3 separate regions of the Homo sapiens genome follow, and all the other regions are linked to region 3. Evidence: chromatin contacts called from ENCODE Hi-C or POLR2A ChIA-PET data. All regions are on one chromosome and are shown on one strand. The core of a region is the stretch at or near the end of the contact, and the rest is flanking DNA. Distances in the headings are between cores, read along the strand shown. Region 1 holds the start of UPRT (uracil phosphoribosyltransferase homolog). Region 2 holds the start of MTMR8 (myotubularin related protein 8). Region 3 holds the start of IGBP1 (immunoglobulin binding protein 1).

The links. Hi-C counts contacts between places; a loop is a spot of excess contacts on that map. ChIA-PET counts read pairs that join two places held with the same protein, here RNA polymerase II (POLR2A). Pooled maps may share reads with other maps.
Region 1: a map of naive thymus-derived CD4-positive, alpha-beta T cell shows a loop between it and region 3 (13-fold over the local background). The contact joins the promoter of UPRT here to the promoter of IGBP1 in region 3. A Hi-C loop is called at or near these places in 1 of 168 maps with a recorded cell type or tissue (naive thymus-derived CD4-positive, alpha-beta T cell) and 6 of 50 pooled maps. POLR2A ChIA-PET finds 5 or more read pairs at or near these places in 1 of 52 experiments (OCI-LY7).
Region 2: a map of CD8-positive, alpha-beta T cell shows a loop between it and region 3 (12-fold over the local background). The contact joins the promoter of MTMR8 here to the promoter of IGBP1 in region 3. A Hi-C loop is called at or near these places in 2 of 168 maps with a recorded cell type or tissue (CD8-positive, alpha-beta T cell and naive thymus-derived CD4-positive, alpha-beta T cell) and 5 of 50 pooled maps.

Annotation. Positions count from the first base shown.
Region 1 is chrX:75,272,440-75,275,366 of GRCh38, forward strand. UPRT (uracil phosphoribosyltransferase homolog) reads left to right here and starts at 1,646. Exons shown (of 7, transcript NM_145052.4): 1 at 1,646-2,201. The coding sequence starts at 1,816. LOC124905200 (a long non-coding RNA gene) reads right to left here and starts at 1,597. Exons shown (of 4, transcript XR_007068269.1): 1 at 1,039-1,597. RefSeq lists enhancers at 1,537-1,586, 1,607-1,656, 1,817-2,026.
Region 2 is chrX:64,393,732-64,396,825 of GRCh38, forward strand. MTMR8 (myotubularin related protein 8) reads right to left here and starts at 1,721. Exons shown (of 14, transcript NM_017677.4): 1 at 1,609-1,721. The coding sequence starts at 1,632. RefSeq lists enhancers at 1,349-1,608, 1,619-1,908.
Region 3 is chrX:70,131,697-70,134,741 of GRCh38, forward strand. IGBP1 (immunoglobulin binding protein 1) reads left to right here and starts at 1,751. Exons shown (of 7, transcript NM_001551.3): 1 at 1,751-1,844; 2 at 2,027-2,439; 3 at 2,827-3,045. The coding sequence starts at 2,252. RefSeq lists an enhancer at 2,170-2,629.

The DNA of each region.
Region 1 (2,927 bases), core at 396-2,895, 5.1 Mb after region 3:
GATGAGATTGGAGACTAATATTCTAAGTGAAGTAACTCAGGAATGGAAAACCAAACATTGTATGTTCTCACTCATAAGTGGGAGCTTAGCTATGATGGATACAAAGGCATATGAATGATACAATGAACTTTGGGGTCTTGGAGGAAAAGGGTGGGAAGGGCTTGAGAGATAAAAGACTACAAATAGGGTACAGTGTATACTGCTCGAGTGATGGATGCACCAAAATCTCTCAAATCACCACTAAAGAACTTACTCATCTAACCAAACAGCACCTGTTCCCCAATAACCTATGGAAATAAAAAAAAAATTATAAAAAAATCTGTATAGGCATGTTAAAAAAAGGAAGGACAGAAATACCATTCAACTCAGCAATCCCATTACTGGGTATATACCCAAAGGAACATAAATTATTGTTTTATTAAAGACACATGCACACATATGTTAACTCCAGCACTATTTACAATAACAAAGACATGGAATCAACCTAACTACCCATTAATGATAGAATGGATAAAGAAAATGTGGTACATATACACCATGGAATACTATGCAACCATAAAAAATAATGAGATCATGTCCTTTGCAGGGACATGGATGGAGCTGGAGCCTATTATCCTTAGCAAACTAACACAAGAACAGAAAACCAAATGCTGCATGTTCTCACTTATAAGTGGGAGCTAAATGATGAGAACACATGGACACATAGTGGGGAACAACACACACTGGAGCCTACTGCAGAGTGCATGGTGTGAGAAGGGAGAGGATCAGGAAAGACAACTAGTGGGTACTAGGCTTAATACCTGGGCGATGAAATAATCTTTACAACAAGCCCCCATGACAGAAGTTAACCTATGTAACAAACCTGCACATATATCCCTGAACTTAAAAGTTAAAAAAAAAAAAAGATTCTTGTATCCCATCTCGGATCTACAGAATCACAATCTCAAAAATGAGCCGTAAGAACCTGCATTTTAACAAGCTCTACAATTATTGTGGTACATACTGATGTTTGAAAAGTACTGCCCTAGACACTCTTACCTCAGGCCGTTATAGTGAGTCCATACACTTAAAAATAAGCGTCTTTCCAAGTACTTTAAAGATTCAAAATGATAGTGGATCTGAAATGCCGCCTGAGTCCCCATGACAACGTGTACACTGTGGGGCCCAACCAATAAAGATAAGAAAAGCTTTGGCGGTCAAGCATACTTGGGAAGCTGCAGTTTCTAGAACAGTCTAGTAGAGGACAGCCTCTTCAGCAGCCTGCTAGGCATTTTTTTACTTCTTCCTTCTGTTATGCAGACAAGCTAACTGAAGATGCGGTTACTGAGATATAATTTCTCTGCTAGGTCACAAAGTCTGAAAACATGGGCCTTACGTGTGTAACTGTGTATCATCACCTGCCACCCCCAGTTTTTCCTGGCTCTACTAATCACCCAAAGTTCTGAATGCAGAAGCCCCAGGGGCCCCCGGAAGATCCTTCAAGCTGGCATCCTTGGCCTCGCTGCGGGGGCTTAGCTACCTGTGGGAACCCACGTAGCAAGGGTGACTCAAAGGGTTAACAAGCAGTGGCGCCGCAGAGTGGCGGGGAGTGCAGCCAATAGGGTGTCTAGGCAGGCAGTACGTCTGGTGTGGGCGGGAGTGAGCCAAAGTGTGCTAAAGGAAACCAACAGCGGCCTAGGGGTGAAAGGACAGCCAGGGTTAGATGTTCTGAGGAGGCGGGAGCAACCGAGAGAGCACGTGAGCATCTGTCCTTTCTACCCGTTCCTCTTTATCTTTAGTGTTCAGTAGCAGCGGGGATAGCCCGGGGCCCGGTGTATGGCCACGGAGTTACAGTGTCCGGACTCCATGCCCTGTCACAACCAGCAAGTAAACTCTGCCTCAACCCCAAGTCCCGAGCAGCTGCGACCTGGCGATCTGATCCTGGACCACGCAGGGGGAAACAGAGCCTCCAGGGCCAAGGTGATTCTCCTCACGGGGTACGCCCATTCTAGCCTGCCGGCCGAGCTGGACTCTGGGGCCTGCGGCGGCTCCAGCCTCAACTCAGAGGGCAACAGTGGTAGTGGTGACAGTAGCAGCTATGACGCACCAGCTGGCAACTCCTTCCTAGAGGACTGCGAACTCTCCCGGCAGATCGGGGCGCAGCTTAAGCTGCTGCCTATGAATGATCAGATACGGGAGCTACAGACCATCATCCGTGACAAGTAAGCCAAGAGCGGAAGGGGAAAGGGAAGTGGAGGGTCTTGCAGGCTGTGGGCGGGGATTGGAAGTAAAAGGGCTAAGAGACAGTGTTCTTGGCCTTGGCAAACTTTGGAGATTGGGGTAAGACCTTTTATTTGGTGTGTGTGTGTGTGTGTGTGTGTGTGTGTGTGTGTGTGTGTCGTGTAACTCGAACGCCAACCTTCTCTTTCCAAGTTCCGGTGTCTAACATCACTTTGGGTGGGGAGGAAGACTTTAGGTAGCCTCTGGGCTCTTTGTCTCTCCCAGGAAAGACAACTCCTTGGCCATTCCAGGCAGGTAAACTCCCCTATACTATGTGGGCAGTGCTTGTCCACATGGTAAACCTATAACCCAGAAATGGTTACTATCCAAGGTTATGCACTACCACCAATCACCTCAGGTTCATAAATAGAAATAAAGCAATTTCAAGGAAATTCTATTCAGGCCCTGACCCTTTAGTATTTGCTACTGCAAACAAGGTCTTTTAGTCTTGGAGTTCAGGTTTACTTGATCACATGAAAGCTTATCGTCCAACTCTTATCATTTTTCACTGTAAACTCACAGAACATAGTTAATGGATCAAAGGGAGCCTAAAGGAGCCTTTGGCCCTTCCTAATCCCACAAACCAATGTAGCCAGAACTTCATGTTAAAATGTAATTTTGAAATTTCTAAACCTACGTTGTAAATGGGTTTTCTCCAGGGAAATATG
Region 2 (3,094 bases), core at 471-2,970, 5.7 Mb before region 3:
GGGATGTGGTTATCCTCCACAGAGAAAGGCCCTGAAGAGGAGGGAGTCAGAAAAAAAGGTTAAAGGTTGGAGTTTGTGCTTTGCCCATCAGGCAGCATCAAAGTTTTATGCTAAAAAGTGGGCAAAACATTACTAGTTACAAAAACTCTTTCACACACATCCTCTTATTTAATCCCACAACCATCTTGTGAAGTGAGCCGGGCAAATTTCATTATCCTCATTTGGTAGGTGTATCAGTCTGTTTTCACGCTGCTGATGACATACCCAAGACTGGGCAATTTACCAAAGAGGTTTATTGGACTTAACAGTTCCACATGGCTGGGGAGACCTCACAATTATGGAGGAAGGCAAGGAGGAGCAAGTCACATCTTACATGCATGGCAGCAGGCAAAGAGAGAGCCTGTGCAAAGAAACTCCCGTTTTTAAAACCATCAGATCTCATGAGACCCATTCACTATCACAAGAACAGCACAGGAAAGCCCTGCCCCCATGATTCAACCGTCTCCCACCGGGTCCCTCCCACAACACGTGAGAATTACGGAAGCTACAAGAGGAGATTTGGGTGGGGACACAGAGAAAAACCCTATCAGTAGGTGAGGAAAGCTAAGGCTCAGAGAGGTTAAATAATTTGTCCAAAGTCATTAGCTAAGTAGTTGGTGGGGGTGCAGTGGGCAGCACTTTAATTCAAGTCTTCTGGCTTCAAAATCCATGCTCTTTCCATTAAAAACACGCTGGATTTTTTACCAGGACTTCAATTAGCCTGGACCACGTGTGTTATGATCAACAGGAAAAAATAACCACAGACTAGTTGTGAATTTTTCACTGTTCCCCAGCCCCAGACAGGAGAAAGGAGGGAAGTGGATTTGAAACAGAAAGGGGCTGGCGTTGGGAAGGGAGGGAGTAGGATCTGGAAAGATGAGAGGAAAAAGTAGCAGAAGTAACTCTAACTCGGGACTGGCTAAAAACAGGTGACAACTGGCTAGATAAACCTCTTGGGTTTCTCCTACCGGCTGAGCAGAGCCAGATCCACTCTGCCCCACTCCTCTTCCTTTTCCATTGCCCAGCTTTGGCTGAAGAGATGCTGTGGCCCCCACAAACCCTCACAGGCATGCCGTGGAGCTGGAGCGAGAGTGGGGTTCTGGGCAATCCCTGGGGAAGGTTAGTGGCTGGAGGAGCCAAGAGGATGGTGAAGAAACGCTCGATAAAGGAAGTAACTCCGCAGGAGGCAGAGCAATGTGGGGTATTCGCGAATGGCGGTTACAAGTGCAGCTAGTATAAAAAGCTGAGATAAGGGTGAGTGTGAGGTCAAGGCTAGGGAGGAGCTGGAGTCAGAGGGCCAGAACAGGCGTGCACCAGGAGCGGGGGCGGCGTCGCGTAAGGGGACAGTGGTGCAGACCACCTCTTTCCCGGCCGCTGACGCCCGCAAGCAGATCCTAAGAAGAGGTGTTTGGTTGAAAGGGGGTGTGGACCCAGAAAGAGAACCCGGGACCCCCCACAGGAAAGACGCGTCAAAGAAGGCTGAGAAGGCTGAGGAGGTGTGTCTGGGCTCCCAGGTGAGCACCAAGAGGAAGCTCGCGGCTGTCAGCCTCGCTTAACTCTTCTCCTTACCTTGGGTACCGTAATATGATCCATGACTGCAGTTCCCGCCACCGGAAGATCTCAGTGCTACTCCAGATGCCGCCGCCACCGGTCTAGCCGCCTCCTGCCTCAACCCGGGTTTCTACCCCCGCCCTCCCGGTCCTGGCTCAAACTCTCGTCACCTGATCCTCGGCGAAAGCTCCTATCGCGACACTTTGACCGTAGCCGTTCCCGCCATCTTGCTTCCTGGCAAGTGCCCTTTTCTTCGGGAAATTGATTATTCTGGTTCAGGTTCAACGTTTGGCCGAGTCTTTAAGTCCCAGATTCGAGTACTGCCACCCTTCTCACCCTTCTTGATGCTATAAGGGCTCTGAACACAGATATCACTCCTTTACTCTAATATTACAATGATAGCATCCTGCAGCAGTAACACAGGCTGCCCCATGCTGGCAATTGGGTTTCTGAAGAGCTTCCTAGCTGTGAGACCTTGGGCAAGTCACCAGAGAATATTTTTTGAAATATGGAAAGGTATATCCTCCTCTCTATCTCTCCTTTATGTGTCTGCTGCCATCAACCTAGTTAAAATCTGGAATACTACAGTATCCTCATCACTTTTGCCATCGTAGATATGGGAAGAGGACCAAGAAAGGGCCCACTGGACCAGCTATCAGATGAGGGGTAAATAGGTGCAGACCCTCAGTGGTGTGCTCCAAGTCAGATTTGTGGTGGAAAAAAGAACAATCTGAGAGTTGGGAAATCTGGATTCTACTCCTCTCAGGTCTGCCACTAACTTGCTATGTGACCTTGGGGAAATCATGCCACCTCTCTGGGTCTTAAGTTGACCAAGGTTACAATGAGGGTATTGGCCACTATCTCAGGGTAATTTCTAGCTCTACTATTGCAGTGTTATGGTTTGCAATCTCACTGCCCCTACAAAATAATTTTGTTCTTCTTTGAGTTCTTATAACATTTGCTAGCAAAATTACTCGTTTATCATATTCTGCCTTCTTCCCTAGCCTGAAGGCCCTTCCCTCGATCCATGACCCTATTCTCCCTTGTACCATCGTTCCATCATGTTCAGCCCTTTCACTGCCAAATATCTCAAAAGAATAGTCTACTTATCATCACCTTCACTTCTCCATAACAAACTCACTCCTCCCTACCACTCCACTCAATTGGCTCTTTCACATCATCCTAAATTCCAGCTGCTGATTCCAACAGCTCTTCTCAGTGCTCGTTTTCTATTTGTTTTACAGCATTTAAAACTATTGATTCATATTCCTTTTTGACATTCTTTCTTCCCTTGACCTTTATTATAAACAAACTCACTGCCTGCATCCCCAACTGTTCCTTCTCTGACTCCTTCCCAGCAACTTTCTCTTTTTTTTAAGCCATTTTCCTGGCTTCTATCCTCATTCCTCTTCTATTTTCTTTCTTTTGGTTATCTTGATCTCTTCCACAAGTTAAACCCTTACTCCTGGATATGGCTTGGATCTGTGTCCCCACCAAATCTCAT
Region 3 (3,045 bases), core at 501-3,000:
ACCCTGTCTCAAAAAAAAAAAAAAAAAAAGACTAATTTTGAAAGCCATAAAAAATGACTTACAAAGTTTAAGACCAAATTAAGACTGTGCACATTTTTTTCCTCTTAAGTAACAGTAAAGACATGTTTTAATCCAAGCAAATGCAGAGAAGCAAATTATCTTTACTCTCACAATTACTACATTTCTAAGTCTCCTCCACAAGTACTATCTTTTTCTTTATATTCCCTGCCAAGCCTGACCCTGAAAGGTCAGTTTACTAGAGGTGCCAGATAAACCAAATAGGTAATTCGCCAAAGCCTCACTTCCTTCTTAGTTTATAAAGCAGGGGTTGCAAGGGAAGGTTTATTAGAATCACCTGGGAAGCTTTTTCAACCTACATGTGTGCCACAGCCTCCTCTCCCTCTTAGGAAGCACTGTTCTAGTTTGGGGCTTCAATCTGTCCCACATTAAAGGTCTTCATCTTTCTAAATCCTACCCAACTGAAGGTTAATGGAGTAGAAACAATTGAACGCAGAAGTCACTGACTTTGTCACAAACTGGCTGGACAAGTCCCTTAACCTTTCTGGTCTCAAGTTTTTCCTCCGATTTTGGGGGTTCCCTTTAAACTTTGACATTCTTCTATGTGACCGCATGTCATGTCTAAGAAGCCTTCTGAACTACTCCTAGCATGGGATGACTTGCCCTTTCTTGCTTTTCCAACAGCCTGTGCAATACAACATATCACCTATTTTATACTGTCCTATATTGCCCTCTAGTTGTTTTTTAATGAAGCTTTTTTTCTTCTCAACGATATGTAGTTTAAAATACTAGTTTAAAAGTTTATTTTCAGGGGTAGACAGTGTGCCTGCTACTTAAATCTCCTAGGACAATTCAGGCTGCGTCCTAAGGTAATCAGTATGTATTTATATTGCTTTGTTCAAAACAATGACGTCCCTTCTTTGAAGTCCTGAAATTATGTTTTCCATCAGTTCTGTCCAGTAGAAATATAATGGGAGCTACAAATATAGTTTTAAATTATCTGGCAGGCACATTTACAAAGTGAAAAGAAAGAAGTACAATTAATTCTAATAATATATTTAATCCAACATATCCAAAAGACTATCATTTCAACATGTAGTCCATGTAAAAAGTATTTACATTTTTCATTCTTTTTTTTTTAAATGTCTTTGAAATCTGGGGTGTTTTTTACACTTGCAGCACATCTCGATTCAAAATAGCCACTTTCAAGTGCTTAGTAACCACATGTAGCTAGTAACTACCTACTGAACAATGCTGTTCTGCATAAGTTGGCTGCTTTCCAAACTGATCACTTTTTTTTTTTATTCAGATAATGACTGATACTGAGTACTCAGGCTAGCCAGAGTGGTGCAAAGATGAGTCAAATTCATTCTGATAAGAGAGATTTGTAAGTCACTAGCAATTATACAGCGTGGTAGGTGCCATGATAGAGATGCATAGGAGAAACCCAGACTTGGCGGCTGAAGGGCACAGGGTGGAAGGCGGTAGAGAGACAAGGAAGGTTGCACAGAAATAACATTTGATGTAGGAACTAAGTGCACGAAGGGAAGCCGGCTGTGCGGTGACCGGAGTTGCAGGTTGCCAATCTTGCTGAGGGGGGCTCCACCGGACGCCGGCCTACGGGTCGTAGGCGTGTGTGGGGTGAAGGGGGAAGAGGACGGGAGAGGATTGGCTGGGAGGAACCCGGAGCTCCATCTGGTGGGTGGACGGAAACCGCAGGGGGGCGCTACTTGCACTTCGCGCTCAAGCGACCGGATCTTCAAACCGTGGGAGTGGTGCGGCGGCTAGAGTCCCTGGACTCCTCAACCTAGGGAGCTACTCGCGAGGTAAGGGGCGCGCCAGACTGGCTCCTAAAACGCACTCGCTCGTCCGCACTCCTCGCGCTCCGAATTCAGCCTCGCCTCACCCGGGCTTCAGAGCCCACAGAACTTCTCAGCCCCGTGTCGGCGACGAGGAGCTCATGGTAAAACAGCGCCTAGGGTTTTGCTTGTTTGTTTGCTTTTAACAGATGCCTACGACTTGTAACGGGCTGCCTGGTAAAATGAGTCTATGGAAACGGTTGCCAGGGCCGGCTAACAGCGGCTCCCGGAAGTCCTTTGATGCTTTGTTAACAGTGAAGCTACTGGACCAATGAGGTGCTTCTTCCGGTTTTGTCCGCGCTCGCCTAATTCTTCTTTATCAAGGTTGCCTTTGACCCCGGAAAAGAGATCTTCCGGGTTCCTCTCTCCCCAAGATGGCTGCTGAGGACGAGTTACAGCTGCCGCGGCTCCCCGAGCTGTTCGAAACTGGTAGACAGTTACTGGACGAAGTAGAAGTGGCGACTGAACCCGCCGGTTCCCGGATAGTCCAGGAGAAGGTGTTCAAGGGCTTGGACCTCCTTGAGAAGGCTGCCGAAATGTTATCGCAGCTCGACTTGTTCAGGTATGGGGGAAGATAGTAATAATGGCTGAGAACGAAGGTAATAATGGTTACCAAGGGTGGAGCCATTGCGCCTGAGTGGAGGGGACCTTTAGTGGTGAGAACGTTTCGTTCCTACTTACCACTGCGATCTTGTGTACATTGTTTACATTCCCCACCTCTCTTCCCAGATGGTTGATATCTTACGACTCTGCTTCCTAGCGTCTGCTGATTGCATAGGCATTGGGTGTGAGCCCTCAGCCACTTTCATTGAGTGAAACTGGCCGCTGTTCCCCGTGCCTCCTCCCTCTGGTCCACTCCCAGCCCAGCCTCCCACTCCGTCCCCCAGAAAGCAAGGGCCACAATTTGAATGCCTAGTCAGGCTTCACTGCCTCCTTTTTGCTCTTCCAGCCGAAATGAAGATTTGGAAGAGATTGCTTCCACCGACCTGAAGTACCTTTTGGTGCCAGCGTTTCAAGGAGCCCTCACCATGAAACAAGTCAACCCCAGCAAGCGTCTAGATCATTTGCAGCGGGCTCGAGAACACTTTATAAACTACTTAACTCAGTGCCATTGCTATCATGTGGCAGAGTTTGAGCTGCCCAAAACCATGAACAACTCTGCTGAAAA